Regions from separate parts of the Homo sapiens genome. Here region 2 is linked to region 1. Evidence: chromatin loops called from intact Hi-C (ENCODE). Cell type or tissue: heart left ventricle. All regions are shown on one strand. Each heading gives the region's core, and the rest is flanking DNA. Links, peaks and the distances in the headings are about the cores only. Region 1 holds the start of LOC124904352 (a long non-coding RNA gene). Region 2 overlaps ZBTB7C (zinc finger and BTB domain containing 7C).

Region 1 (15,692 bases), core at 3,434-11,433:
GAGTGCAGTGGCACGATCTCAGCTCACTGCAACCTCTGCCTCCCAGGTTGAAGCTATTCTCCTGCCTCAGCCTCCCGAGTAGCGGGGATTATAGGCATGTGCCACCACGCCTAGCTAATTTTTGTATTTTTAGTAGAGACAAGGTTTCACCATGTTGGTCAGGCTGGTCTCGAAGTCCTGACCTCAAGTGACCCTCCCACCTTGGCCTCCCAAAGTGCTGGGATTACAGGCATGAGCCACCACTCCTGGCCTGGAGCAACATTTTTATTTGTGAGATAGCAGGATCCTCTGGAACAAAACAGTCAGGCAGTCATGGTCCTTGCCCTAGTGGGGAACTGTGGACTGCAGGGAAGTGTGGCAGTGAAGAGGGTTCACTTTGGAATGAGGTAGGTGAGGATTTGTATCCAGGCTCTGCCTTTATAAACTGTGTGACCTTGGCTGCTTACCCATTGTAAGCCTCAGTTTACTCATCTGTAAAATTGGGAGCTAGACTCGGACCTAGGATGACATCAGGGATGTATAAAGCTGGGGTTGAATTCTAAATCTGAACTTGCCTTCTGCTCTGGCTCCTATGACGGCATCAACTCCTAACAGTGTGTAACATCCCCACCCCTCCACCCTGCAGGTGGCAAAGTGGAAGTAGGTGCCAACTCAAGGGCAGGGTTGTTGTGATGACTGCAGTGAGTTAGCCTTGGAAAATGCCTGGCTCTTGGTAGTTATTATTTTGCAAGGCTCATGCTATTTTACAGTCTTGGCTCATGTCATTGCTACCATGCTGCTCCCTGGGGCAGGCCAACAGGGCTGTGGGCTCACAGAAACCTCTGTACCTGCCTTCCAGGCCTCCTCAGCCCTGATTCCTGCCTTTTTGCATGTTGACCTCAGTGTCTTGCAAACCATTTCCCACCCTGGTCTCAAGGTGACTTCGGTGTTTCATCCCCAGAACCTCCCTTCCATGTGGCTGGAGCCTGGCCTTTTCATAGGTATTAACATCTCTCAGAATGGCCTACCTCCCTGCTGGAAAACTCCAATTCTCTTTTGTGACCACAACCTCCAGGCTCTTTGCTGGTTCCATCCCTGAGCAGGGAGTTCAGATGTTCCAGTGGAATCTTGGTAGGGTTGGTGAGAAAGCAGAGGTTGGCTGGGTCAGGTAAGGGAAGAGGCTGCCCACCCCATAGCATGTGAAGCCTTGGTGGAAGCTGGTGTGCCCAGGGGCCCAAGGCAGAGGCAGCAGGGTGAGGATTCATGCTGCTTGACGGGGAGAGGAGGGAGTGGGTGCACACGTGTTGCTCTGCCAGTCAGTTCTGCGTCTGAGGAAGCCTGCCTCTAACCTCCTGCCTCTGGAGGGCTTCCTAGGGGAAGCAGGGAAAAGAAAGCCTCAACTGAGGAATTATGGTATCTTTTATGGGAAAAAGCAACAGGCAAGAGCATATTGAAATTTGGGGATCACGGCTGGGAGTGGTGGCTCACGCCTATAATCCCAGCACTTTGGGAGGCCGATCACTTGAGGTCAGGAGCTTGAGGGCATGGTGGTGCGTGCCTGTAGTCCCAGCTACTTGGGAGGCCGTGGCAGGAGAATGGCTTGAATCCAGGAGGAGGAAGTTGCCGTGAGCCTGGGTAACAGAGCGAGACTCCGTCTCAAAAAAAAAAAAAAAAAAAAAAAACAAACAAAAACTGGGAATCACTCTATAGAAAAGGGTGATGCTGGCCCAGCGTGGTGGCTCATGCCTGTAATCCCAGCACTTTGGGAGGCTGAGGCTTGTGGATCATGAGGTCAGGAGCTCGAGACCAGCCTGACCAACATGGTGAAAACCCATCTCTACTAAAAATACAAAAATTAGCCAGGTGTGGTGGCGCGTGCCTGTAATCCCAGCTACTCAGAAGGCTGAGGCAGGAGAATCACTTAAACCCGGGAGGCAGAGGTTGCAGTGACCCAAGATCCCACCAGTGCACTCCAGCCTGGCAACAGAGCAAGACTCCATCTAAAAAAAAAAAGGAAAAAGAAAAGGGTGATGATGCTAGGGATGTAGAGTTGGAGTGAAATTCTAAATCTGATTTCACTTTCTCATCTGGCCTCCGTGGTTGGTCAGCTCCTCTGATGGTCTGTTAGCCCCGCTCTGGGGAAACCAGCCATTGAGACAGAAGGAAGCAGCGCCCAGTGACACTCTGCTTACCCAGAGACCAGCCTGCAAGCAACCTCTCCTATCCAGAACACAGACACAGATGGCAAAGTCAGGTAAAAGGGCCTCTGGTTAGCAAAAATGGCTAAAGCCTGGCACCTTATTTCCAAGAACACCCCTGCCCCCACCCTCACTCAGAACCCTGGGTTGCCCAGCCTTGGGGGAACCCATGTTCTGCATTAGAGGTACAGGAAGCGGCTTGAGGCAGGTGTTCTCAACCAGGGCATGACTCATGGGAGACTGACTATGAGGAAGGGGTGGATAGAAGAAGAAAAGCAGAGAGACAGAGACAAATGCTCAGCATGGCAAAGAGCCTTGTGCTGGTGGCAGAGGGTCAGCAAGACAAGGTTCAGTCATGTTCAGCATCTCAGCCCTTCAAGTGCTTTGTGGGGTGAAGCTGGGGCAGAAAGTACACACATTTTAGGGTTTGTGTCATTTGCCGATCACTTGAGGTCAGGAGTTTGAGACCAGCCTGGCCAACATGGTGAGGAAGAGAAGCATGTAAACATTAAAAGAATACTTTATGCAGTAGGTTTAAAAATCAAACACATTTTGTTGCTTAGTGGGGCAATGTTCAGTTGTTCAGTTGTCTAGAAAATCGTTGTATGTGAAATATCTCACCTGTATTACTAGATAAATGGTTATTTCCATGGGCATCATAGAGTATGAGAGCCAGATAGGACCAAGAGATCCCATAAACCCATTTTAACATTTTTATAGATCATGTAATTGAGGTTCAGAGATGGGAAATGATTTGCCCAAGTTCCCACAGCCAGATGGCAGCAGAGCTGGGCCTTGCACTTGGTTTGCCAGAGTGCAAAATGGATCCAGGAACTGGGCAGCAGGGCTGGGGCCAGACACTGCACCTCAGGCAGGATCAGCCAGACTGGGGCTGGGACCCTCTCCAGCCTCCCAGAGGTCGGAGCCAAGGCCTTGTTGGGACACTGGGGGACCTGAAATACCTGCCAAGGAGCATGCTGAAGAGACAGAAATATACTCCTGAAATACCCGCCCAGGAGCATGCTGAAGAGACAGAGTGGGATGGAGGTCTGGGGGTGTGGGGGGCGGTGCTGGTATGCCAGGAAAGCACAACAGAAGTGCGCAGGGCACCTTGGGGGTTGGGCATTTGGGAGTCGGGTGAACATGCCCAATTCCTAAGTGAATTCTGAGGCTGCTGTTCTAGAAGAGTCCACCTCTACGCATGTCAGAAACCAGTTTGAAAGGTAGCTGATAGCCCTGAAATAGGAAACAAAGAAGAAAATGCCAAGCACTCCTAGTAATCCTGCAGGAACCAGCTCCTGGAGTCTGATTTTTGCTTTCTATTTCCTGCAAGAAAGGGCTCCAAACCCAGCCTGTCCAGTGCACACCTACTGCAGCTTCTTACTGAACAGCTATCCACAGACTTCCTATTTTTACCCTTAATAACTGTAAGCTCGGGGTTACCAAGGTCTTCCTGTTGCTATAGTGAGAGGTGATAGCACCAGCCTTCCAAAGCGCTGGACCCTTGGCTTAGAGGAAAAACAGAATCTGGGTTGCTTTATTTTTGGGTTTGACTGAGAAGATTTAATGCACCATTTTGCAGCCTTTGCAACAATGGCAGTTTGTGCTTAAAATACAGAAAACCTCCATAACAAAGAATAACTGGTGATTTTGAGGAGTGGACATCAGAGAGTATATAGAAGATAAATTTTAAATTACAAAAATGACACAACTTCTTCCAGAAAATCCAGAGAATGACAAATAAATAAAAACACATGTCGTTACATTACCACAGCACAACCTTCATGGTCCTCATGACTTATCAGCTTTCCTAAACCTGCATTTGGCGGCGTTGAAGACATAGTATCCATATAATTGGTAGTCTGCTTTTTGAGTTAATATGCTATAAGCATTCTTCTGTGTTGCTGCATTATCTCAATAAGCATTATTTTTATTGGTTGGCTAATGTCATAATTTCATAAAGCGTTCTCCTACTTTTCCTCTTTGTCTCTTGAATCCACACTTGATCTCCATTATACCATCTTTGTCTAAATTCTACTCCTTCTCTGTTTTGGATAACTGGCTGGCCTTGTCCCTGTCTCCCTTTTTTTCCCCCTTTCCCCTTCCCCTCACCATACACGTGCCAGGACGTCCTCCACTCTGCAGCCTGGCTAATCAGAAGGTGATCCCAGACCAGTGGCATGGGCATCCCCTGGGAGCTTGTTAGCAATGCAGGATCTTGACTCCACCTGGGACCTACTGAACAGCACCTGCATTGTGACAAGATCCCAGGTGATTCATAAGCACGTAGAAGTTTGACAAGCACTGATTTAAAACACACTTCCCGGCCACGTGTGGTGGCTCACGCCTATAATCCCATCACTTTGGGAGGCTGAGGTGGGTGGATCACTTGAGGTCAGGAGTTCAAGACCAGCCTGGCCAACAAGGTGAAACCCCGTCTCTACTAAAAATACAAAAATTAGCCGGGTGTGGAGGTGTGTGCCTGCAATCCAGCTACTCGGAAGGCCGAGGCAGGAGAATAGCTTGAACCTGGGAGGTGGAGGTTGCAGTGAGCCGAGATCGTGCCACTGCACTCCAGCCTAGGTGACAGAGCCAGACTCCATCTCAAAAATAAATTTAAATAAATAAATAAATAAAACACACATCCCCATGGCTCCAGGGTAGAAGCCCCACTCCTAGCCAGGTGCATAGCCTGCTGAGTAAAGACCAAAGCAGGCGGGGGAGGGAGTGCAGAGGGAAGGGGATAGGCCAGTGGAACAATCTGCAGGTGGCAGGCAGCTGTGGGCCAGGAAGTTTAGAGAGGTTGGGAGAGAGGAGGGGGCCTGTTAAGGAAGTTCCAAAATCCAGATCCGCAGATGATGCAGATTGAAAACTGGGAGCCCAACAGGCTATTAGGGGAAGGAGTGTGGGCGTGGGCAGCACATCCACCACTCCCGACCCACTCCTGTTTCATAGATGAAGAAGCCAGGGCACAGAGAAATTAAGTTGCTTACCCAAGGTCACACAGCTGATAGGTGGTGGAGCTGGGATACAAACCTGATTCCAGAGCCCACATTTCTTAACCAGCCAGCAATGCGGCCTCCAGAGTGTGGGCTAAATATAGGAGGAAGAAAGGAATAGAAGGATGTTAAGTTCCTACAATGAGCAAGTACTTTTTTATTTTATTGCATTTAATATTTACAACAGCCTTTGGGTGTGGGTATTATTACTCTATGTTATAGATGAGGCAGGAATTTGCCCAGGGACAAATTCCTCTCACTGTTCATGGTGGGGACAAACACAGGGCAAATCTTAGATGTTTTTCCTCAATCCTTAAAATTAGGAAATGCTAGGACTAGAATACCTTCTAGAGGGTGCTAGAAGGTACTGTAAAATGATGCAGTTAGATCTAATACCTTCTAGTAGTAGAAGGTACCTGGCTTAACATTTAATCTAACCGCATCATTTTACAGTTAAGGAAACTGAGGCCCAGAGAGCTCAAGCAACTTACCTAAGGTCGCACAGCCAGCTGGTTACAGATCCAAGACTGACTGATTCAGTGCTGTTTTCTTGATGCTGGGCTGTGTTTGTACCGGGTGGCCTGAGCGTCCTGGGTCTCCTTGGAGCACTGCCAGGCCAGCCAGCAGGTACTGTCGGGTCACTAAGTATGAATTCAGCCTTAAACGTAGGCTGGAGGATGCAAAGGATGAAACTCCAGTAAAAAACAATGAACTTATTTTATATCTGCTTGTTGTTAAAAATCCAGGCAATGTAGAAGTGTGTCCGGCAACACTTGAAAGCACCTCCCTCCCTCCTGGCCCTCCCCATTCCACTCCCCAGGGGTAGCCACTTAACAGCGCTGTCTCCAGTGGCTCCTTAATTTTTCTGCCAGCCGTTGGGTTGTGTAGGATCCATGCCACAGCAAGGCTATTTTTAACAAGCATCCTAGGCTTCAGGGGGTTGAGGAGAGGGGAAGAAAAAAATATTCCATTTGTATATTTTTAATCCATACACATTTGAGCAGGCAGTGGCTTTCCCGTCCCTCCTGCCGAGGGTTGTGGGGAATTGATTACACTCTCTAGGTGCAGGGTAATCCTTTCTCTTCCCCTAACAAGGCTGGAGGGCCAGGGAGGGGTTCGGGCGATGTTTCTGGGGACGATGGCCGTCTCAGCTGGCTGCCTCCCGATCCTGCCTGCCCCCAGCCCTGTCCCTCCTGGCAGCCTTGAAAATCCTGGCTGGGTCTCCTGTGGCAGAGAAGGCCTGGGAACCTGACTCTTTGTGCCAAGCTCATATTTAGAAATGTCTCCAGCCAGACGTTGGCATCAGTCCCACTTGGGCTCTGGGCAGGGGGTGCAGTCACATGTGCTGCCTTTGAGTGGGCAGCTTCTGAGTGGGCAGCAGCCCACTTTGAATATAAACACAATCCCTTTATGCAGATGAGCTGGCATGGGAACCTGTGCTCCTGGGCACTGGGAGGGGGCAAGCTCTGGTAGACAGTTGGGAGAGGGAAGAAAGATGTCACAAGGCTTAGACTGGGAAATATGATGTCGGGGGAGGGGTCCCAGCTCCCTGATCCCACCAGCCCCTATCCAGTTTCTGCACCTCTTTCCTGGGTGCCCAGGGCACTGTCCCTGCCTGAGCCCCACAATGGCCCTGATGGACCTTTCTTTTCCTTTCTACATCATGCATTCCCCAGTCTGTGGAACGAGAGTGAGGCCTTGGAGGGAGGCCCCCCACCAACGGCAGGGTTTCTCTCCATCTCCCCCTCAACATCTCCAGATCACACTTGTAAAATGTGGCCCTGGATGTCACCATCTCTGAGGGCTCTTTCAGCATTGACAGTGAATCATTCCACAGTTTCTTGCTCATTTTGTGTTCTTTTCCATGGCAGTGCATGATGATGGGTGAATTAGACCAACTGATCCCGGCTTTGAATAGTAGGCCTCTAAGGTAACAAGCGGCATGCTGTAGCCCTGTGAAAACTCTCCTTTCTTTTACAACAGCTCCTTTAAGGAGAGTCATTCACTCATGCCTCAGATGTTTAATGAGCACCTACCAAGGGCAGGCCCTGTGCTGTCACCAGCCCTACAGTGGCGAATAAGACCTATCTCGCTGATGGGTGATGGGGTGGGAGCCTGTCCGCTCTCCTCAGATCACACCTCTGCAGGTCTTCCCTGGGGACTGAAGTGGCTTCCTCACTAAATTCAGCTCCCTGGAGAGGAGGCTGCTTTTCTGCAGCTAAATCTTCAGAGAGAATCCAAATGCAGCCACAGGCCTTGCCTCCTACAGCCTGAGACCGAGCCAGGGCTACATCCTCAGGCCCCTGGCAGTTCCACCTCTCCTTATCCTATCCTTCCTTCCTCTGCCCACATCTCCGGGGGAAAAGAGCTCCAAGAAGTAGTCAAGAAGGCTGAACAGATATTGTCTTTGTATCTCCTGGGAACAACATGATAAATCCAAAATCACAGAATGGATGGATGGAGGGGTAAATAAACAAGTGAGCAAACGAATGAGGAAACAAACAGAAACTCAGTTCCAGCTCCAAAGGAACTGAAAATTCAGATGAAAAGAAATGGCTTGTAGAGTGGTGGCACTGTGGTACTGAAGGGGGCCCTTGGGAACAGACTCACCTCCTTCTTTTATGAGAAAGGAACCGCAGGCTCAGAGGAGGGGGGCTGCCGCAATGCCTGTGACAGAGTGCAGAGGTCAAAGAATGGCGAGATCACCCAGGGTGGTGAGATCCAGAACCAAGTGCAAGGCTGCCCTAAGTGTCCCTTGTCCTTGGAAAAAATTGCCTTTTCATATGGTTGGGAGTGGACGGTGCAGTTTTTCTTTGAGGGTTAATTGTTTTGCTGACAGCACAGATAATTAGGAATGAGAATCCCGGAGTGAGGGCGACAGCACCATCTGCTGTGAATATGTTTCAACCCCAACTTGCAGGAGAGCTTGGAAGAGCTCCTATCCTCACCCTCCCCACGCCAACAAAAATGAATGTGCTGTAGCTGTTTGCCTCTGGGGCCACAGCTGCCAGGTGACCTGCAGCCAGTCGGGGTGGGATGGTGACCGGCTTCTTAAGAGTGTAGTTTCTTCTCCTTCCCCCATGGCATCTTCTGCACATAGCAGGGCTCACTGAAAGTCCCAAGGCTGAACAAGGATCCATGGACAGCCTGGGACAAAGAGCGATGATGCCAGGGGCAGATTTTCTGCTCTTCCCTGAGCCTGAAGTCTGGAGATCTAGTCTTCTGTTGACTAGAGGTGGGCACTTAGGGCTGCACTGAGCTACATGGCTGCCATTAAGGTTTGAAGTTATTTTCCTGCCAAACTCTATGGATCTGCTACCTACCCTGGGTTTCCTGGCCTTTGGCCTATGTTACTTGTTCCAGAAGGAGGTTGGCCCTGCCTTTCCTTGCTAAGTAGGAATGTCCTAGGTTGTGAGTTTCTCTATGTCATGAGAAGAGCTGCTTTGGAATCAAGCAGAGAATCCCATTGTCCAGGAGCAACTGAGATCTTTCGTCAAATGGGCAGACTTCTATGAGTTGTTTTCATTTTTATTATTTAAGAATATATTCCACACATAGAGTATATGAAATGTATATGTGCCTTTTGGAGATAATAATAGTTGTTTTGCTCTTTCGAAGGGGCTTCTAACCTCTGTTGCTTTGCAGAGAAGTGACTTGGAGTGTGAGCTGTAGAGGGCCAAGTTGCTGGGAGGCTCAAGGTCAGCCTAGCCTCTCCCAAAGCAGTGGCTGTTTATCGCAGCCAATTTCTTTGTGCCTGAGCCGCTCCTGTTAACTAGGAGCCTCCACATTCTTGTCTTTCTTATTTATCACTCTGTTATCTCTGTGCTTTCTCCTCTTCGACCCTCCTATGAGGGAAGAATCCAAAGGCATGATTGTTCTCCTCTTCTCCCCATCCCCCCATAGCAGGGCAAACAGGCCAATGTCCCCCTCCTCCTTCCCATTCCCACTCATCCCCCACCCCTGAGGTGACTTGGAAGGAAGATGAAATTAACCTAGGGCCAGGGAGCTTGCTGGAAAGAATGATAATTGGCTGTTTCATTTACTTACGGTGTGATCTTTAGCAAGCTTCTCAACCTCTCTGTGCATCTGTTTCCTAGTCTTTCAAACACCCCTCCACAGAGCTACTGAGAAACTAAATGGATCCCCAATGGATGCAAAAGCAGCTTGAAGAGAGTCTAATCATTATATATGTGTCCCTTCCTTCTTTTGCCACTCTCACTCCTATCTCTGGGGCTTCCCCTTGTCTGCAATGCTGGGTGTCCCGATGGATGTTCTTCGTCTGCCACGGTCTCTTCTCAGCAATGGCCCACTGAGGCCTGGAGGAGCCCATGGTTGGGGTGGAGCTGAGAGTCACAGCCAGGTGGGTACCCCAGGAGCCTACTCTTTTCACCCCCAAGAGATGGGGGCTGTGCCTGCTCAGAGATGCAGGGCTGTAGCCACCTTGGACTTGTCCGGAGATGGGCAGACCTCCAGGCTGGGGCAGGCTGCTTCAGCCAGAAGGACTTTGGCCCCTCCTGACACAGCATAAGGCACAATCTTGGCTATGAAATGTGATGGCTCTGTGGAGCCGGTGTCTCTGTTCCTCATCTCAGCAAGGTTTGTGTTTCCACTTTTGTCTCTCACTCTGAGATGACGAACTATGAAAAGATGTTCATCATCAGCCATAGGTGGGGTGTCCTACCTGGACCCCCCCCCCCCAACAAACTACAGAACACCAGAAGCCTTGCTTGGGAGATCTGGGATAGAAGAGTTAAGGAATGTTCCACATAAACGTGTCCTTGCACTTCTATATACATCTCACATGCGAGAACATGCATCTCCTTTCTCTTTCCTGGGGTGATGGAACAGCGTGAGGTTCTGTTGGTCAGTCTGGGCTAAACTCTGAACGATGGCTAGGGTTTGGATGCAGGATTAGAAGGTGAGTCTTTCAGGCAGATGAAATGAAATATGCTGAGGTAAGAAAGGAATGAAGGGCGTGTGTGTGCATGTGTGTGCGGTGTGTGTGTGTGTGTTGAGGCCTGGGCCTGGGTTGGTGGGCAGGACACTGTCAGTGAAAACCCTGGATGAGATCGAGTTGGTATAGTCATGAAGAATTGCAGGCCCTAATAATAAAGAGAAAGAGAAGGATGGCTAGAATTTTCGAGAACAGCTAAAACCTGGACATGTGTTTCTGGCCCTGGTGGGTGATGGAGCCCTCTGTTCTTCCTGCAGATCCCCTCTGAGCAGCTGGGAGCTCAGAAGCTCTGTCCAACCCTGAGGAGTGGGTCAGCCACAAGAGCAAGAAGTGATGGCGTGGAGTCCACCCAGGGCCTGAGGCATGAGCAGAATCCACGCCCATTAGACCTGGAGCCTGGGCGTTTGGGGCTGCACTGCTGGGGAGATCCAAGAAGAATCAATGCTTTGGCCCCTGGTGACATGTACATGGTGTAATGACAGGTAATGAACCTGAGGCTTGTCTATCCTTTATGAATGATATGGCAGGTAGGAGAATATATCAGCTTGCAGTAAGCATAAAATGTCAACCTGTGGGAAGATAACTATGCAAACAAAGCACACTAAGGCCTGATAAGATGATAGATGGATGCTTTATAGTTATTAGTTTCTGCCCCATGTGCTTGCTGGAGCCAAGCACTGGAAGATTTAGCATTAGATGGGTTCACTTCCTATGCCTTATGGGAAGGCCTGATGCCTTTATGGACATAGCATGTCGTATTTGAGGAGCTCAGAGTAACAAATCAAGAAGTCATTATTCCCCATCAGCTTCTGTGGGAAACAGGGAGTTCATGCCAGTGGAGAAACAGAGGGAGCGAGAAGTGAAGAAGCTCTTTCATCGTGTCCATGATGTGTGAGGAATAGACCTGGAGACCTCAGTGGTTGGGAAGCCTTTAGGTCTGGTTCAGATATGTCAAATGACAGGTGTGGTGATGGATGAGTCCTGCTTGTTAAAAACAGAAGGCTTTTTGTCTTGCCATTCTTTCAAGAATGCCCAGGCAATTAGCAGATGATCAAAGGTGGATGAGGTAATGAGTAGGGGTCTGGAGAGGACAGTAGGGGCCTGTCAGATACCTTGGGTCTAGCAGTTGATTCAGGGAAGTCAGCCAAGCCTGGAAGCATCAAGCAAGTCTCTAGGGCCTAGAAGGCAAGGCCTTGAGACTAGAAGGACAGGGGCCAGCCAGTAGGCTGGAGACCCCAAAGGTGGGTTCTGATCCAATGGCACAGCCTGTTCCCATGGATTTTCTGGTCTTTGCTGTGTGCGTCATATGAGGTACCACCCTGGCAACTTCCACCGTGGGGAAAATGGTAGGCTGGGGTGGAGGCAAAAATAGCTTGGGGCCTTGGGAAACTGACCAAGGCAAGGGGAGAAGGGCCAGTGGCCTGGGGCAGGAGGCCCAAGAGGGTGTGGTAAATTCCTTTTCAGTACAGGCCAGTGTCAGGGTCCCCAGGGTCAGAGCCAAGGGATGGGGAGGAGCAGAACATTAGGACTTCTGGGTGGCCTTGTTCTAAATTAGGCAGAAAGGATAAGTTGAAGAAGGAATCTAGAAAGCTGAGCCCAGCTCTAGGAAGTGGATCAACCAAAGGTGCTAGGTGGGCTCGGAACTGGACTCCTGTCTATATAAGGAAATGGAGAAAGAATTGAGCTCCAGGGTCTCTGGCAAGGGGTAGTCAGGGACTGGCTATGACTGGAGGGGCTGAGCTAGGGAGCTGGCTTAAATATGACCTGTATGTACTGGCCCTAGGCTATCCCCAGACCCCACCTCTCAGTGGGGCAAGTGGTCTGTACTTCTTGGACTTGGCTGGGGACCTGGGCAGGGCTGAAGCTGGGGAGCATCCTGGGGGACTGGGTAGGGGCAGAAAATATCCAATCCTGGAGGTAGGTGGGTGAGGACTTTCAAGTTTGTAGTCTCAGGAGGCTAACGGGCAACATGCCTCCTGATGAAGACCAGAAAGAGCCAGGGACTGGGTCTGTCAAGCGCTCTTCTCCTATGTTACTAATGTTTACTGATTACCTGTTGTGCACCGAGCACTGTGCTCACTGCCGGAAATGCAGAGAATGAGCTGCAGTTTGCTTCCACGGGAGGGAGTGTGGAGCCTGGTCAGGCCTCTGGAGGCTTCAAGCTTCTATCTTCAAAAACAGGGACGATACTATCTCACTCATAGACTAGTGGGGAGAATGAAATAAAGTAAAACATGTAACACACTTAGGACAGCAGCTGGCACCATAATAAGTGATCGGTACATGTAGCTTGTTTCCGTGATTCTGCTTTTGGAGAAGCTCACAGTCTGGTGGGGGGTGAGAGCCAGGAAGGCTGGGAGAAGTGCCTTCTAACTTCCAGGGATTCTGACTGCTAACAGGGTTGGGGGCCTGGGCTTTGAAAACTGGTTATCAGAATTTCTCTGGCCACAGAAAATGTGGTTTTAGGTGGACCCTACCACTCGGAAATGGTGACTGCATTTAAGTGCTTTGGCAGTTGCTGGGCACACAGAAAGACTGGAGGCAGGAGGGGTGGGTCCAGGAATTTAGAGAAGTGTTGAGAAAAGAGGACATTCTCCGAATGCTTGGAGAGTCTTGACTCCTTGTCTTCCAACTCAAGGGGAGGGGTGTGCAAGAAGCCAAGGCAAGACTTGTGACCTGGAGTGAGGTGGCCCAATAGCCACTGGGGCGGGCTTCAGATGCAAGCCACGTGTGTCATTTTAAATGTGGTAGTAGCAGCATTTAAAAAAGTAACAATAAGCAAGTGAAATTAATTTTAATGATATATTTCATTTCACTCAGTAGGTCTAACATATTATTTTAACATGTAATTAGCATAAAAATTATGAATGAGATATTTTACATTCTTTTCATACAAAGTGTTTGAAGTCTACAGTGTATTCTGTACTTGTAGCACCGTCTCAGTTTGGACCAACCACATTTCAAGTTGGCTAGTGGCAACTGTGTTGGATAGCACCAATCTAGACTCTAGAATATCTTGCCAAGGAGCACCCAGGGGCCAGGGGTATCCTGACTAGACATCAGGATTTACTATGAAATGTCTATAACGAATCCCTGGGGACATTCTCTTGAATAATAAGAGATATCTTGAATCACTTATTCTAGATGGTGACTTATGTTCTCTGGAACCAGCCCTGACTCCAGGTCTCAGCAACTGGATTCAGGACTCTGCCGCTTGCTGGGTCTAGGACCTTCAGGCGGTTCCTGAAGGTCTCTGAGCCTCAGAAGCTTCCCTGAAATTGGAACTAATAAATTCTATCTTGCTAGGTAACTATGAGGACTAAATAAAATAATGAATAATTGCCCCGTGACGATCAATTTCAAGAAGTAATTCTTCTTATTTTCCTAAATCAAATAAAAACAAATTTGGGTTTTCCTATTGGCTAAGTTTGGCAGAAAGTTTCCTAACTGGCATTTCTGTAGTTCTGTCTCCACTCTCCCTTTGCATGAGAACCGGGCCACTTTGCAGGCCAGCACAAATAAGGAGGGGTGAGGCCTGGGCCTTAGCCCCTGGTGGTGACAGCTGCCTGTGGTGCCCCTTTATCCAGACCTGTGTGGTCAGCTGGAGGAGGCAGCCCCCTGCAGCCAGCTGGTGCTCTATCTATGCCAGCTCTGCCACAGGGGAAGCTAGAGTGCCCAGGCCACCATCTCTAGGGGGCCGACAGCACCGAGGCACTGCACTCCAGTGGAGTGAGGGTTGCCAGCCACTCCAGGTCCCAAGTCATCCCACCTCTCTTGGGATCCAACCCAGGGATCCTTCTCTAAAAGCTCCATGTCCTTCATCCCTCTGTCTCCTGCCTCCCAGCCTCAGTCTTTGAAACAAAGGCCTGTTCCTACCTTACCATGTCCCCTTGCTTTTCCCAGAAAGAAAAATTCAAATAACTTCCCCTTAGGGTAGGGAGTTCAGATCTTATTGTCACGAAATATGGCTGTTCTTTTTGGGACTGGAGGGAGTACACATTTTATTGTCCTGTGAATGGCAGCTCTGGCCACTGCCCTATGCCCAGCCCCATCTGAAGAATGAGTTAAATAGCGCCTGCCTTCTGGGTTTTTTCAGAGCCTCAAATGAGATAGTGTATGTGAAGGTCCTTTATAGAGTTATCAAATGTTATTGAGACTCTTAGTTCCCTACCTGGGGGTGTTTTCGGGTCTGGGAGCTGGGTTTGAGGCTGCAGATTTGATTTAAAAGATGCCCCTTCTCTTGGCATCTCATGGCAGATGGTGCTGCCATAGGACTCAACTAGGTGTTCCCATGAGGTGCTCCCCCTAGGTGCTCTATCCCCCGGGGTGAGTGCCTCTGAATTAACCCCTTGCCTCCTGTTCTCCTTTGGGAGAGGGGAAGGATCTGGGTGTTGGTGGCAGCAGTAGGTTTCCCTGACATCTTTACTTTCCCTCAGCCTGTTGTGTGTGGGGGGTCTCTAGCCAATCCTCCTGAGTTTGGAATCCACCTAGATTATTGTGAAAGCTCATAATCCATCCTTCCTGGGACTTGGGAGCATGCCATGGATCTAAGTAAGTCCTGTAGGTCCTCCTTGCCTCCCTGGCTTGGGTCTGGTGAGGATTCTGTGATAGGGAATGGGGGCTCCAGGCAAATCCCATGTCCTCTGGGCCTGGCGTGGAGGAAGTAGGATCAGGAGGTGCAGGTGGGTGACATGAAAAGTAACTGGGCTTAAGCTGCACTGGAATCAGGGCAAAGTCTGCAGGATAAATGGAAATTCTCTGGTCCTGGGCATTGAGACAGTGTTTTCAAGGTTGGGTCCACATTTGACTGTGTGTGGTTGGGTTAATGGGCCTTTGATGCTCGCTGCAGTGGTATTTGGGTCACTCGTGTTGCTGCCTGCCTCTCTAGACTGGAGAGCCCCCGCCCCCTTTAGCAGCTGGCTGCTGCTTCCTGCTGGCTCTCCTGGGCCCCAAGCTCTCAAGGCTGTCACGAATCCTAAAAGAGTCCTTCAAACCAGTGTCACTGTGACTTAACATCTATTTCAAAAGATGATCTATGGCACATTTGGAGGACAATGCAGAGGGGGGTGTCACAAACTCAAGCACATTTGGATAAGGTTATTGACCTGGCTTTTTCTTAGTTTGCTATGTGACCCAGTGCAGTTCTTTTAAGTTCCCCAGACCTTAATGTTCTCCTCTATTAAATGGGCATGAGAGTCTGTACTGCAATGATTTAATCCTGTTTCCAGGTGTACATGCGCTCTAAAAGTAAAAGGTGCTGTGGATCTTACTTGCTAAAGATTTGAGAGAATTATGGCAACACTCTTTCCTCACCGAGTCTGGCAGTGTATAAATTCTGTTTCTTTAAAATTAGTATCTTTATTGCTTCCTGGGAGCCCAGGGGGAACAGCTTCTGCTATATCACCTTAAGTTTTGCAGCAGGGAGAGGAAGAAAGCTACATTGCCCTTGACTGACAACCTTCATATGAGTATTTAACAATTTTAATTTTTCATGATTCTTCTGATAAAAATAGTACCCGACTAAAAACAAATACATTTGTATTTTCCATCTCCTTAATTAGT
Region 2 (15,692 bases), core at 4,334-12,333, 310 kb after region 1:
CTTTTGTACTCAAAACTGATTGGCGGGTTGACGTGGGGTCAGATCTGCCCACTGCCAGCTTTGGCTAGGCCTCACTTTTGGAAAATACGGCCCATTGGTGCTATCTCTGGTTCCTGGTGTGAGGCTGATCTTTTCAGCCATGTCCACAGGTGGGGAGGGCTCTGGTGGGTGGCCTGGCATCAGGGTTTGGTCATTTCAGTGTATCCTGTGTGTACAGAGCCTGGCGATGCCTGCCCTGTGAACATGACTTACTAGACTAGGTCCCTTCCCCACCCTGCCACTGTCCCTCTCAGAGAACTCACCTTGAGAGACCCACACTTGTTCCGGTGGCGGTGCTGCTGCCCCACTTCCTCTTGGAGATGTATCTTTGGGAATTGGTGGCAGCTCATTCTTTTGATTTTCCTCAGTGGGCCCAAAGCTTTGGCCCAAGGACACAGTGCAAGGTTGTGAATGAGACTGGATATCAAATCAGGGACTATGCTTTTCCAGGAAAAAAAAAAAAAAAAAAGATGAGTCCTCTAAAGTCATGAGACCTGTTCTTCTGGGTTGCTTGGAAACTACTGGAAGTTGCCAGAGAAGAGTTTCAGAAATCCATTCAGGTGACACTGGTGTGGCTGAAATAGCTCTGCAGGCTCCTCAGGGGACTGTTTTGAAGGAAACACTGATTATTTCCAAGGTGGCCTTGGGGTCCTGCTCACAGCTGCTTCTGTGAGGGGAACCCCAGACAGCATCTGTCCCAGGTGCTTCCAGTGACAGTAGAGGGAGAATCTGCAGGAGCAGAGGGGAAGGGCCTCACAGACCCAGGATGTGTTCCCTTGCCCTTAGCAGTGAGCTAGGCCAGCCACCCGGCAATGCTGACAGCAGGGCGCCCTGCTCCTGTTACTCCCCAGAGCAGATGGACCCAAGGTTCCTGAGATTCACCTCCCCTTGGATGTCCCTCAGTGACAGCCCTGCCACCCCAATGCCACCGTGGGTGATGCTGCCCCCTACCTCCTCCTGAATTCACCTTAGCCCCACAGAACCAGGCAGAACACCTGAACAAGGCTTGGCAAAAGCACAGGAATACCGAGGGAGATAAGCCAGAGCACCGTGTGAAAGCCAGATTCAAGTACAGCTCACCCATCTTCACGGGGGGCCTGGCTTCAGCCCGAGAGTCCCAGCCCCTGCATATGACTTTAAGGATGCCAGGAAGCTCTTCACAGGCCAGATCAGGAAAGCCAGCCATGTTATCAGCCTGGAGCGCCCTCTCCTGCCAACGCAGGCTCTGCCTCCCTAACTGCCCATGCCTGCCCCCTTGGCAGATGGCTAACAGGAGCACCTCTCCCTTCAGGGGAGACCGAGGCTGGTGACTCCAATTCCAAAAGGATCTATCTGTGTCTCAGGATATCGCACGGTGGCCCTGCTGGCACCCTGAGACCCCATCTCCCTTCTTCCCCACTCCCTTTCCTCTGGGCCTTCCCCACGCACAGCCTTCTGTGAGGTCCACGCCAGGTCTGGACAGTCTGTGCACCCTGTTTTAAGGGAAGGTTTTAACCGTGCGTAGTCACTGCAGACAGACTTCTCACCCTCTGGACCCTGGGACATTCTCTGGGAGTGGGCGTCCTGGTTTGGGCAGCAGTGCTGTGTTGTATAGGAGGGTGACATTCCAGGTTCCTCCCTCCCAGCACATTCCTGATGGTCACTTGGGGTGGCCTCTCTGTCTGCAGTCCCCACTCCCAGCCAGATGATAGGCAGTGGGGCAGCTCTGGTCATCCAGCCATCTGGCCTTGGGTTCCTCCTGCTCCAGAATGACGGCCATCTGGCCCCAGGCCTGTCTCCAGCTGAAGCTGCTGCATTGCAGCCCCCTCAGCACCCCCACCACTTGTTCCCACTGGTCTCTGACCCTCCCGAAAAAGATCAGACAAGCTCTTGGGTCCTTCTCTTCCCAGGAGGAGAGAAACCCCGAGCTGGGGAAAGGCAGGGTGGAGGAGATGGCTCCAGCCTGCCTCCCTTCAGAGGCTTTATTGCTCACTGTGGGCTGTGGCTGTCCTTGTGGGACACTCCCCACTCTCCTCCCCCTCACATTCTTCAGAATCACTGGGCCTTTGCTTCTCACCCCATCTCTGGAACTGCCCGGCAAGGATTCTTTTCCGTGCTTGAAGAGCCCCAAGCGTGGTCTGTCCAGGTTGAGGTTTTCCTGTAATTCTCCCTGTGGCCAAGGCTCCCTGCAGCCTTTCCACGGGGACCTTATTTTTGGCTGAATTCCCCAACGCGATTCCTAACACCTGCCCCTTCCACCTGGAAGCTCTTCAGCAGCCACTTAGAGCAGAGACGGCTGCCTCGTTGACGCAGAATTCCCAGACTCCCTTCCAAGGCCACGCCACTTCCTGAGACTGGGCCCTGTCATGTCACTCTTGTCCCCGCAGCAAGGACCCAGACATGCTGCCCTCAGGTCCTTCTCTCGGACATGATTTCCATTTCCCCTTCTGGAACCCGAGTCTTTCCTTCATCACAGCTGAGCTTCTGCCCTGGCAAAGCCCCATTTCCTCCCTCCTTGATGTTGGGAAGAGCTCAGGGTCTTGTGACACCCTCCCCGCCCCACCCCATGGGGTGCTGGAGAGGCCTGCCCTTCCCCTGCATGGTAGCCCTTCAGCCCAGGCTCTGAGTCACAGCCTCCCAGATGCCAGCTCCCAGAATGTCCACACCCCACGGGGACGTACTAATGACCTCAGCAGCCACAACCCAGGGGGAGGACATGGGAATCCTTCCAGCAGAGCCCCTTCACCCCTAAGGCCCTGCCTGCTGCTGTCATTCTGTGGGTCTAGAGAGGAGGGACAGAGGCCGCCCCACAATGGTATTGTCTGTTCTTTGGTGTCAGGAACCTCACCTCTGAGGCAGCTCTAGATTCCAGCCAGTCCTACCAGGTGTCCCACCACTGATCTGTTCCAAATATGAAATCTCCCTAGGCAGGGCCTCAACGGCATCAACCAAACTATTTCTTTGGCCCCATGCTGTCCCTTCCTAGCTCTGGTCACCCCATAGCCACTTGGGCTCCCTTTGCCTGTGCACTCCCTCGGTTTAGTTCAAAGACACCGTTTTCCTCCTGGGAAAGGCTTGTGCCTGTGCTGGCCACAGAGGCAGCTCCTGTCCCTTTCAGGTCTGACTTGGGACACAGAAACAGCTCCAGGTCATAGGGCAGAGGCAGTCTGGACCAAGATTACCTTAGATCCTCTTCATCAGGAATCCTTTCCCTTCTCTTCCCAGAAAGTCTGGAAGCCAGGAGCCAAAGGTTAGGATGGCAGGCTTCGGCCAGAGGTGATGCCTAGGAAGGGCCTAGAAGAACAGGGAGCATGTGATCTCAGGAAGATAAAGCATTTGTCTTCATGCACAGGGACACTGCTATGCTTGGTGGGTATTTTCCCTGCCCACGGACATCCCAGGTCCAGGTGGCCCCCGCACACCTTTTTGCCCCATCTGCAGCCATCACTGCCAACTGGGCCTGGCCCTGGGCCCTGTGAAAGCCTGTGCATCTTCCGCCTCTTAATTCCCACCACATGGGTCCTTGATTGCAGGCCATAGAGACTTGCCCCTTGCCTCCCCCAGCCCTTCTGTTAGTAGCTCCTAGAGAGCATGGCTGGCTGGTCTCCCTCCTGGAGCCCCTGCATCCTGTCACAGCCTGGCTCCCAGAGATGCCCCAGCCATGCCTGATGGGGACAGTAGTGAAGGCAAGAAACTGCAAAATGAAAACAGACTGGCCCAGAGACAGCAGAGGTCCCATAGAGCACACCGTCCTGGGTGGGGATGGACGACCTCTGCACCGCAGTCACTCTCTGACAAGGCACGCTTTCCAGTTCCGCTGAACCCCGAAGGCTGTGCCTTTTAGTCTCCACCTGCCTCCTCCAGTGCCAGCCGAATGCTGACCACCTTTGTGCCCCCACAGCTGCCTGCTCTCCAGATAAGCCAGCAGCCTGGCTTTTGTCTTCCCTCTATTTTCTTTGTAGTCCTCCCACTCCTGGCAGCTCTGGGAACCCTATTAAGATAATGTAATGGCATTAGCAGTGGTAGCAGGAAGAGTGTGTCTCAAACCATCGGGTTACAAGAAGTCCAGGTAGAGGCTGCTGGGAAAGCATTATCCTGATTGGGAGCCTTTCTGGAGGCCACAGACCTCAGGCCAAGGCCCCACAGCCCTTTTCTTTGATTCTGGGAATGAGCTCATGAGGACTCACATGACTTTCCCGACGATGAGCTCTCCAGGCTGAAAGGAGGCATGTAGACCGAGGCTTGGGTGCATATGTCCTTGGCTGTCCCTGATGCAGAGAGATGGAACGAGATGGCAGACAAGGGGACCAGGGCCAGAGGGGAGCATGTTGGATTTGTAGTCGGAGAGTTCTGAAATTGGCACCACTAGTCAGTCACCAAACGCGCAGTGAGCCTCCTCTCTATCTACATTCAGTGTTGTGTGTTGTGCAGAGTACGAAAGAGCATCCCACAGGTTCTCATCAAAGCAGGTACCAGAACTCCATGCCACGTGCAGGGAGGAGTGCTGGGAGGAGGAGGGCTGGGAGGAAGAGGGCTGGGAGGAAGGGGCACCCTGGCTCTGGGCTTGGCCTTCTGGGAGGGCCCTAAGGATAGAGCATCAGTGTCCAAGCACAAGACATGCACACACGGGGAAGGAGCCAGGGTTTACAGGGCATCCACCCTGTAATGTGGTGGGCTGTGCACTGGGGGACCGGCAGTCCAGTTCATACCTGCAGGTGTTCAAAGATGCAGAGTTGCCCAGAGTGTGGGGCAGCGTACCATGGGGGGCAGGCAGGAAGCTGGCAGAGGAGATGGCAGTGAGCTTGTGAAGAGCCCAGAAAGCCATGCTAAGGGGTAAGTGAGCACACAGGCCATTGGACAAGGGGGCCTTGGGAAGTTTTAAGTGGAACTGCCAGACCTCCATTCCTACAGAGAAGTAACTAAGAGCTCAGCTCTTGAGATTCCAGCTAGAACATATTCCAGCTAAACTCACGCTGCTTCCACAGGCAGATTGAATATGTGAAGCAGCAAGGAAGCCAGCCAGCCAAACAGACTCCAGAAGGAGATTTGGCAGAAGCCCATTACCCAGATGCATACACTCATGGAGCACTAGAGGCCCCAAGGATGCAGCCCAACCCGCATTTTAGAGATCAGGAAACTAAGGCCCAGACCAGGGAAGGGAACTGATCTAGTTCTTGGAGTGTGCCCGGCACCACCTCCAGCTCCAATGCACGTCACAGTATCCACAGGAAAGGTCAGTGTAAAGAAGGAGGCTGTGTGGCCCTAGAACACCATTCCCTCTTTGGTCCTTTCTTTCCTTATCTTGGAAGTAATTAGATCAGTGTTTTCAAGGTCCTGAGAAGTGTACTGCTAATAGTGTCACTTACTGGGCCCACTGACTCAGACCATGAATCAGAATGTGGTAAAGTATGCCTGGTAAACTAGATGATCCTCTGAAGTTTTTTCCAGCACTGGCTTATCATGAGCTTTGCCTACTCTTCCCACCCCTTGCCCCCATTCCCACAAATGTCTCCATTAGGGAAAGCTCCTGCCTAGGGCTGAGTTCCTCCCATTGGCATACCCCAGTCTTCTGGCCACAGAGGCAGAAAGCTGGCTACCGGTGCCCTCTCTTGATTGTTCTGGTCTGCCCTTTCTGCAGCAGTCCTCTTAGGCCTCAGGTTGGGAATCCCTGCTGTGAAAATCCATCCTTTCTCATCCCCAGAATAGCTTACAAACAAACCACAGCCAGGTAGCCCCCCAGGTTCCTTTGCCCCCACCAGCTGTATACCTTTGGGAAGCTCTTAACTTCTTTGAGCCTCCTTTCTGCCTGTGTCCAAGTGAGGAAATTACACCAAGTGTGTTGAATCTAGCTCACGCAAACCCAGATTCTCTCCATCTGCCCTGGACAATGGGAAGTGATGTCTGGTCCTAGGTTTAGCTCTGCACAGAGAGGTTAAATAACTTGCCTAAAGCCACCCAGCAAGTTGGTGGTGGGTCTGAAGCTACAACAGGGACTCCCAGACTCCTGGAGGGGCCCTACCTCTATACCATATGCCTCTGAATAATGAATTCCCAGGGTCAATGAAGTCATGTATTTACCTGCCCATAGCAGATGTTCAATAAAAGGATATCGTAGGCACCTTCTCAGCACTTCTTACATCCTTGGACCAATTGCCACAAAAATGGGACTTCTTTTAGATACACTAATGAGAAGTTTGGGAGGCATTTGAAGATTTACCACTTATATTGTCCATTGTTTGAGAGTGACCCTAAGGGTCAGTGCTACTAATTATGTGTAATAGTGACTTAAAAAAAACCTACCTGGCCAGGGGCGGTGGCTCACACCTGTAATCCCAGCGCTTTGGGAGGCTGGGGTGGGCAGATCACGAGGTCAGGAGATCGAGACCATCCTGGCTAATATGGTGAAACCCTGTCTCTATTAAAAATACAAAAAAAATTAGCCAGGCGTAGTGGTGGGCACCTGTAGTCCCAGCTACTCAGGAGGCTGAGGCAGGAGAATTGTGTGAACCCGGGATGCGGAGCTTGCAGTGAGCCAAGATCGCACCACTGCACTCCAGCCTGGGTGACAGAGCGAGACTCCGTCTCAAAAAAAAAAAAAAAAAAAAAAAAAAAAAACCTACCTTGTCCGGGCACAGTGGCTCACGCCTGTAATCCTAACACTTTGGGAGGCCGAGGTGGGCAGATCACAAGGTCAGGAGTTCAAGACCAGCCTGACCAACATGGTGAAGGCCCGTTTCTACTTAAAAAAATACAAAAATTAGCCGGGCGTGGTGGTGCATGCCTGTAATCCCAGCTACTCGAGAGGCTGAGGCAGGAGAATCACTTGAACCTGGGAAGCGGAGGTTACAGTGAGCCGAGATCATGCCACTGTACTCCAGCCTGGGCAACAGAGTGAGACTCTGTCTCAAAAAAATAAAAATAAAAATAAAAAAACCTACCTCATAGGTTGTGGTGAGGAGTAATGAGATGATGCATTTAAAGCCCTGCTTAGCTGATTCTGAGCTGAGCCCTCTGCCAGGCCTGGTGAGGGAGCCCAGCCGACCACCTAGCATCAGTGTTTCCATCAGAGCCTGGGTGAATTTGTGGAGGCCCAAGACATATCCCTCAGGACTGGGAAGTTGCATCACTCCAGGGGTACAGGCACCCGACACTTCCATTTTCACAGTCACAGTGCTGTGGTGAGAAAAGAGGCCTTGACTCCCGGGCCTGCCATGACCCTCTGGGTGAGTTTGGCAAGTTCCCCAGCTGGGTCTGTTTGCCCACCTACATAGTGGAGGCTTTGCCTAGACCGGTGGTTCTCAGTGTGGGGTCCACGGACCACCACCACCACCAGCATGTGGCAACTGGTTAGAAATGCAAATCCTTTGTCCCTCTCCCCTATCCCAGACCTACTGATCAGACTCTCTGGGAGTAGGGCCCAGCACTGTTTTATTGAGTCCTGATTATGGTTCGAATGCATCCTTAAGTTTGAGACCCACTGGCCTAAATGGTCTCTGAAGTCCCTTCCTCCTCAAAAATCCAATCATCTAGGTGAAATCTGGGTTACAGAGACCACAGCATGCTGGTAGGGGGTGGGATATCACAGCAGAGTACTATGTAGCCTAGGGGTGGCTGGTGGGTTTGAAAAAAGGCAGGAGCAGTGGGATGTGGAGGGGAAGAGGGTGACCCCACTTCCCTTCTCCTCACTCCCAGGGGCTCTCCAGCCTTCCTGTGAGCACAGGTGGGAGGACTGGATCTGTCCTCTCTGATCCTCCTCTCACAGTGCCTGCCAGTATTCATGGGAATGTCCTTTTCTCTCCTGCTCTGCCCCTGGAGAACCATTTTGAAAATGAGAGCTGGTGAGACCTCTAGTGGCCAGGAGACACCAGGAGCCTAGGACCTGCACCTGCTGTCCTAGGATTACGTTAAACAGGGTTTAAATCTGGCCATCTTAGGGAGGACACCTGGACTCCACATCTGTTCTAACCTCAAAGCAGAGCCTGAAATTATAGGCAGATGCTCCACCCAAGCCACACCTGCAGGGAGGAAGTAGGAGACTAGACACAGAGCTTCCTGGCCCCTATGGCCCCACTGGGGAAGGCTGCGAATTATCCCAAGAGGAATTCTTGCAGCCCAGCTGCCTATACCTCAGCCACCTTAAGCTGGTTTACCCAATGCTCAGTGTTTATGAAAACAACCCCCTGATATCAGTTTTCCTGTCAAGACCACCAGGAGGTGTGTGGAATCTAGCTCACACAGACCCAGGTTCTTTCCATGAGCCCTGGACAATGAGAATTGATGTCTGGCACCAGGTTCAGCTCTGGGCAGTGAGGTTAAGTAACTTGCCTGAAGTCACCAGCAAGTTGGTGGTGGGTCTGCAGCTGGCGCAGAGGCTCCCAGACCCCCAATAGGTGCAGGCGCCCCCACCCTACACCATACCTTACCTGTGAATAATACCACTTAAACCCTGCAAAGTTTTGCCCTAGATTAGGCTGCATTCTTTTCGCACCTGGCTCTTTTGTAAACCCTGAAATTGTCTACAGACAAAGAGGAGAGCCCAAGGCTTAGGATAAGAAACCACCATGCAGGAGGTTTGAACAAGGTGTGCCCAAGCTTCTATAGCCTCCCAGATTAGTGCCAAACACAGACAGATCTCAATAGCCCGGGGGCTGGGATGGGACCAGGGACTTTGGGCCAAAGCATATAGATGAACTGGAGGGAAAGCATAAGGTTGCCTGGAGAGAGTGGGTATGAGATTAAAGTGCAGTCCAGTATCAGCAGAAGTCGCTGCACTATCCGAGGACTAAGGTCAGAAATGCTGACTTCTGGCGAAGTATCTTCCCAGTATGTGAGATAAACCCCTAATAGAGTGGGAGTTTCATGACTCTGAGCTCGGGTATAAAAGGAGTTTGGGGGAGTGGGGCTTTCAGGACACTGCTTTTTCCGCATCCCTTTAATCCAGGTGAGTAACCATACCTGTCTAAGGTGGGGCAGCAGTTGAGGGTAGATCTAGCATGAGACCTATTTCTGGGGTTTGACTCCATGGCAGTAGGGAGCCTCGGCTGGTTCTGGAGAAAGGGGGAGCAAAAGGTTAGGAATGGCTCCTGGTGTTCCCTGCGGGACTGACCCCCAGTCTCTGCATTGCAGGCAGGACAAGCTGAAAATCCACATGCGGAAGCACACAGGGGAGCGGCCCTACCTGTGCATCCACTGCAACGCCAAGTTCGTGCACAACTACGACCTCAAGAACCACATGCGCATCCACACGGGCGTGCGGCCCTACCAGTGCGAGTTCTGCTACAAGAGCTTCACGCGCTCTGACCACCTGCACCGCCACATCAAGCGCCAGAGCTGCCGCATGGCACGGCCCCGACGCGGCCGCAAGCCTGCTGCGTGGAGGGCCGCCAGCCTGCTCTTCGGGCCCGGCGGCCCGGCCCCCGACAAGGCGGCCTTCGTGATGCCCCCTGCGCTGGGCGAGGTGGGCGGCCACCTGGGCGGCGCAGCTGTGTGCCTCCCGGGCCCCAGCCCCGCCAAGCACTTCCTGGCAGCGCCCAAGGGCGCCCTGAGCCTGCAAGAGCTGGAGCGGCAGTTCGAGGAGACACAGATGAAGCTGTTCGGGCGCGCGCAGCTGGAGGCTGAGAGGAACGCGGGGGGCCTCCTGGCCTTCGCGCTGGCCGAGAACGTGGCGGCGGCGCGGCCCTACTTCCCGCTGCCCGACCCTTGGGCCGCCGGCCTGGCCGGCCTCCCTGGGCTCGCCGGCCTCAACCACGTGGCCTCCATGTCCGAAGCCAACAACTAGGCTGGTCCCTGTCGGCTCCAGCCCACCAGCCCTCCAGTCCTTCTCCCTCCAGGCCCACTCTACCCTACCCCATGGATCTGAACTTTTCATTTTAAAAACACAAAGGGAAAATGGGAAAATAATAATAATACTATCAGTGATGGCATTTTCCCGGGCTCCTAAAGCAGCTGCCTCCTTTTGCTGGTCTGAGACGGGCATCTTTTCCCAAAAGGCCAGGAGCCCGGGCCTCCCTCCCTGTCTCTCTGGCTCTCATATAGAAACTTGCACCGGCCCATGCCACAAAGAACTGGGTGCCCAGGGGCACTTAGGAGCTGGGTGAGTCATGAGGGGTCAGGGGGTGGTTGGCCTGGTGCCCAGCCAGCCACAGCAGGAGGAGGTAGGGGCTGGGCATGCACCTTGGTTAAGCCCCACCCCCTATGGCAAAGTCTCTGCCAACACTCCTCTGAGGGCTCATTTTCCAGTCTCCAGTGGCCCCGGGGTCTTTTTGAGAACTACCCACCTGCCACATAGAAAGAAATGCTCTGTTGGCAGGGAGGCCTCCTGGAACCAGTCAGGAACCAGGCTCTGGAAGGCCCGGGCCATTTCTTCCCTGACCTGTCCTGTGACCTTGACAGGTCAGCCCTCTGTAGCTCAGTGTCACCTGGCTATGGAAGGGGCTGGTAACTGAGGTTTCCGCCCTCCACCTCTAAACACATACACACCTATCCCCCCAGAGAATCACAGAGATGGTAGAAGCTTTGTACTCCCCAAGTCCATGGGGAAACAGTTTATCTTTCTGGACTTAGTTTTATCACATCCAGCTCTATATTAGCATATTAGCATAGGTGAGAAATATGGCCAGACTAGACAGAGATCAGGTCATCAGGGGAGCTTCCGAGCTTCAGCAAAGCCCACAGGTAGCTCTGCGAACTCAGAATGCTACCCTACCTTCCCTGCAGGCCGCTGTTCATGTCTGGACTCCTGGGGGCGCTATTTAATGTTTACCCCCATCTCCAGTGCCCCCTCCAAGGCTGTGCAGTGTCTTGGGGCTCTCAGGGCCAACATCGAAGAGATGGGGGCCACCTCTTAACACCTGGCAACAGTCTCCCCTCATCCTGATTCCTGACAACAGACAAAACACCGGTTTCTAGGGTTTATCTGTTTGTTTTTTGAGTTGAGGGTTCCTCAGGGCCTTGGCATTGCTAGTGATGGTCCCCTTTGCTGTGTGAGAACCCCCTCAACCCCTTCCTCCTCCCTCTGGGGATGAAGTGGGAGTATTTGGCTCCCCATTTTTGACAAAAGGGCTCAGTGCAGGGAGGTGGAGGCCTCTGAGGTTTGAAGGGCTCTGTGAGTTAGAGTTGTCACATGTTCTCCTGGTTCTTGAATTTGCAGCAGGTCCTGAAAAGGAAGGCTCTGCTGGCCCCGTGCCTTCCTGACCTTCTCTCTCCTTCCCTCCCCTCTCTTTTCTTGCCAAGTTTGCTTTGGTTTCTGAGCAGCCCAGAGAGGAGGAGGGTTCGTCCCCAGGGAGAGCCCAGGGCTGGAGTCCCCAATCCCTGTGCTATGGGCACAAAGAGACTTCAGCTCTTCCTGTTGCCTTGGCTTTTTCCTGAGCAAAAACACAACAAACAAAAAGGCCAGAGAAGAGCACAGACTCTGTCCCTCTCACAACTCTCCAGAAGAGACCCCCTGATTCTTCACACCACCGGATGCCACTCCAGCCAGCAGGATTGCTACACACACCCTCTGTTCTCAGAAGTCATCTGCCTGGGCAGCCGCCTCTCAGATTCCTGTCTTCGTTTCAGACACTTTTCTCTGAAGCATGCCCATGTCCACCAGCCAACGTGCCCCCGTGTTCCCCCCCATCAGCCAAGTGATTGGGGCTGAACCAGACTTTAAAAGAGAGGAAAAAAAAAAAAAAAGGAAACATGAATAAATTGGAATCCAGTGGTGTTGGGGCTTTTGTTTTTATTTTGTAAAGGTGATGACTTCTTATAAACTCAATTTTTCAGATGACTGGTTAGTTCTTTCTGTTTTTTCTTGGCTGCAGTTTGGAATTGTACATTGTAAAATATCCAAAGATGTTGAGTACTGTATGATCAAGAACTTGAAGCAAATGGGTTGTGGGGGGAGGGGTGGTTGTGTTTTTGTTTTGCTTCAATTTTTTTTTTTTTTTGATGTTTCAATTTCCCTGTCTGTCTGTGGGAGAACTTTGGAATTTTTTCTATTTATAACTCTTTTTTTATGTGATTGCTCTACGTAAAATGACACTCAACAAAGTTTGCCTTAGTGATTCAAGGGACAATCTTCCATAACTTCGGTCGCACGCCACATCCCGCCGAGAAAAACTCTCAGCTAATTTTCTGGCCTATTTATTAAACAGTATTAATTGACTTGATTAAATTATATTGAGAGTTGCACTTCTGTGAGATGTGACTTCTGAAAGTTCACAGGACAGCAACAAGCCAGTCTTAAGGTTTTTAATTGTTGGGTGTCATAAACTTAAAATAATGTCAAAGACACCTTAACAAAGAAAAAAAAAAAAACCTTTGACCCTTATTTTATACTTTAAAGGACAGTGTTTTGAGTAAAAGTGAGCTATGCTTGCTTAATGACCTGGTGAGATTGATTCCCCCTTCCAATTGCCGTTTCAGTTATCTGGGGGTGTTGCATGGTAGGGAGGGCAGAACTCAATTCTCAGTAGTCTCTTACATTCCAGCTTTGTAAGGCATGGTTGGATCTTAAGCTTTGCAGCACCTGTGGGCCTGAGTGCGAGGTGTGCGTGTGTGTGCGTGTGTTCACAAACGTGTGCAGCTACACCCCAGGATGTGTGAGCAAGGGAAGTCCTGCCAGTTCCCCAGCCTGGCATCCGGAATGGGCTCCGGCTGGCCCTGCTGCTATCTGGGTCTCCTTCCTCTCACTTCCCGGTGCTGGCATCGGCCTCCTCCTTTCTTCACCTGAGCCTCTTTCCCAAAGAACATTAGATCCTAAAAGAACCTAAGGTAAAGGAATATACTTCTGTCATTGAATGGAGTCAGCTCTACTTACAACCCACAGCCCAGACTCTTGGTAACACTGTTCTTCGAATTGCATTTCTGGAAAACCAAGGGTCAACCCAGAGCCTCTTTTCTATTTTTGATTCCTTTCTTGCTGTAGTAGGCAACGTCTATGCAGCGTTTCTTGGTACAGAGAAAAGAACAGATCCGGGTTTCCAATTTAGACTCCTCCAAGCTGTGTGTCTTCAGTCTAATCACCCCTCCACTCTGGTCTTCCCTTCCCTCACCTCTAGTAATAAAGGAAATGGAGTAATCAGAGCTTCTCGAAGTTCTCCATCTAAACACCCCTCAGCAGAGGGGGCCAGCTGATTGGCAAATTGGGGGCAGAACACTAAAGAAATAGCCCAAAGTAACCTATCTGTAGTGTAAAACTCTGAAGTCTCCTGTTTTGGCTTTGAAATTCATGCTTCTGCATTCTATTACATAACATTTGTCTTAATATAAAAACATCGTTTTGATCGACTTGCCAGTTAAGTGACTTGCCTTTTCCCCAGAATCTTCTAGTGAAGTCGAACTGTTCCTTGGCCACCCTACAGCTTTGGGAGGCCCCAGCCCATGGCTGAGGGCTCAGGGGTAAGCATAGCCCAGTGCAAGAAATGCAAGGCCAGCTGCTCGTCAAGATTCTGCTCAGCTCGGCCATTCTAGGATCATGTGGTCCTCATTCTGGGGGTCAGTGTCCACTGAGTGACATAGGTGAAGATGGAGAAGGGGAAGGGAACTGGGCCCAGTGGGCCTTGACCCCTGGGTGCTCCTGATCTCCTGTGAGTAAAATCTCCTTCTAGCCCTGGCCAGGTGGGAATTCCATGGAGCCCGGCCATGTGTGACCTGCACCCTGGGACCCCAAGGTGCTAAGGGAGGTGGGGTCCTGACAGCAAAGGAGCCTCCAGTGGAGGGAAGAGGGAGTGAAGGAAGGAGGATGAGGCCTCCGAAGACAGGCCAAAGAAACCTGTGCAGCTTACCTGGAGAAGAAGTCTTAAGGAATACATGAACAGGCCTTGGGACTTCAACAGGTGTGTTGGGGAGGGGAAACTTTCACCAAAAATTTGGCCAACCCAAGCCAATAGGAGAGAGATTGCAGGAGGCAACTGGGTGCCCAAAAAAAGGAAGAGAACTTCCTAACATCTGGAGTTGCCCTAAAGAGGAACGAGGTCCCTCGTGAAGGAGTGAGCTCTCAGTCAGCACAAGAGTTCAACACTGCCTCTCAAGAATGTTGGAGACCTGGCGCAGTGGCTCAGGCCTGTAATCCCAGCACTTTGGGAGGTTGAGGAGGAAGGATTGGATTGCTTGAGGCCAGGAGTTTGAGGTTCCAGTGACCTGTGATCACACCACTGTACTCTAGTTGGGGTGACAGAGCGATATACCCTGTATCAACAAAAAAAAAGAATACTGGAGAAGAGAGTCTCTAGGGTTCCTTCCATCTAATTTGTGAAAAGGTGAATACATATCCACCATATGACCATGGAAGAAGAATCATGCCAGAAGGAGTTGGGTGACGAGTGAAAAAGAAGCACTGGGCAGGTTCACAAAACTCAGCGTGGTGGCCCAGGGCTGCTGACCCCATTCTCCCTAAACCAGTCACCTGCAGCAAGTTGGGGCCAGAGAAGGGGACTCCATAGAAAAGCCGTGGTTCTTATTTAGAGCCCCCAAACATGTGACAAGAGAACAGTAAAGACCCAATGGGAAATAAGACCCTCATCTCAGGCCTTTATCTGACCCAGAGTCTGCCCCTTCCTGAAGAACAGAGCCCTTTACAGACCCCACTCCTCCTTTCCTGGGGCCTGGACAGCTTTTCCTCCCTGAGGGAACTCTGAGCTTACTGCAGAACAGGCAACCAGCATGTAAAGGGCACTTCCGGAACAGGGCACAGCCGGGTGCCCTGTACGTGGCCCTTCCCCTCTGAGAATGGGTGAAGTTGGGACTTCATAAGGGCAGCAGGGTCAGTGCCCCAGCTAGAAGCATGAGCCAGCGGGTGTGGGGGGCCCTATGGAAGGGAAGTGCCAGGCAACACTCATGCCAAGGGACCTCCAAGGACCTGGGACATCCTGGGACAAATTCCAGAATGAGGAGGTTTGTATCCAGTGAATTTCCCTCCCCAACTCCCCTGTGTCCTCCTTTTCTCTGCTCCTAAGTCCTTCTTCCTAACACAACTACCCCTCTGGGTGTAGACACCCTTTCTCTCTGCCCTCCCCTCTGTCCAAACCTGCCCTGAAAGGAGTCATCAAATGTGAACGTGATTCAATGGCTCCCTCTCCTGGCCTTTGCCACCCTGCTCCTCATTCAAGGTGGAAAGAAAGGCCCCTCGGCAAAGCACTGTCAGATTGCCAGCAGCAGACAAGCCTGGTTTCTCTGGGCAGAGGAGCCTTGAAACTGCACCCTTGAACAGTTACTGGCCTCGCAGCTCCCGCCCATCCCTCCTTCATCCCACTTCCTGGCTCAGAAAGGGATGGGGAATGTGGGACCTTTCGCTCCTTTCAGGTTTGAAGGCTGAGGACTGAGTCAGACAGGAATTTCCATAAATTGATGGAAGGAGGATTCCCTGGGGAGATCCTGCTCCTTTTTCCTCCTTGGCACACCCTAGGCAGGGGCTGCTATGACCTTGAGTGGCAGTGCCCACGTGGCCTAAACCAAAACGTATGGGTCCAGAAAGGGCCTGACATATAAAAACAAAACATCTCAAATTTGCCCTGGAAAACCTGGAACCTGGCCACATTATCTGCAGCCAGACACACACACACTCACACACACACACTCAGTCACTGGACAAATGGTGCATAGGCTGATGTCATCTCTCCTTGTAACAATAGGAGACACGACAGTGCATGAGCAAGACCCGGCAAAGCCATTTTCCCCACAGGTCACCCTGC

The links. A loop is a pair of places that touch in the nucleus more often than their neighbours do. Peaks named below come from ENCODE experiments on the same cell type or tissue, not always from the same donor. Only the 100,000 strongest peaks of a DNase experiment are listed, where the experiment ranks them.
Region 2: a loop joins it to region 1, with 2.2 times the contacts of the local background. A loop is called at or near these places in 52 of 110 quality-filtered maps.

The regions. Positions count from the first base shown.
Region 1 is chr18:48,333,094-48,348,785 of GRCh38, reverse strand. It overlaps ZBTB7C (zinc finger and BTB domain containing 7C), which reads left to right. Exons shown (of 5, transcript NM_001318841.2): 2 at 10,388-10,612. LOC124904352 (a long non-coding RNA gene) reads right to left here and starts at 5,935. Exons shown (of 3, transcript XR_007066457.1): 1 at 5,668-5,935; 2 at 5,171-5,270. RefSeq lists enhancers at 13,216-13,716, 13,717-14,217. In heart left ventricle, for the core only: a CTCF peak has its summit at 8,073 (motif pointing left); no DNase peak of the experiment used is centred there; H3K27ac peaks cover 312 bases.
Region 2 is chr18:48,023,364-48,039,055 of GRCh38, reverse strand. ZBTB7C (zinc finger and BTB domain containing 7C) reads left to right here. Exons shown (of 5, transcript NM_001318841.2): 5 at 9,145-12,384. The coding sequence ends at 9,796. Among named protein-coding and RNA genes, the nearest start is that of SMAD2, 100 kb to the right of the region's middle. In heart left ventricle, for the core only: a CTCF peak has its summit at 7,869 (motif pointing left); no DNase peak of the experiment used is centred there.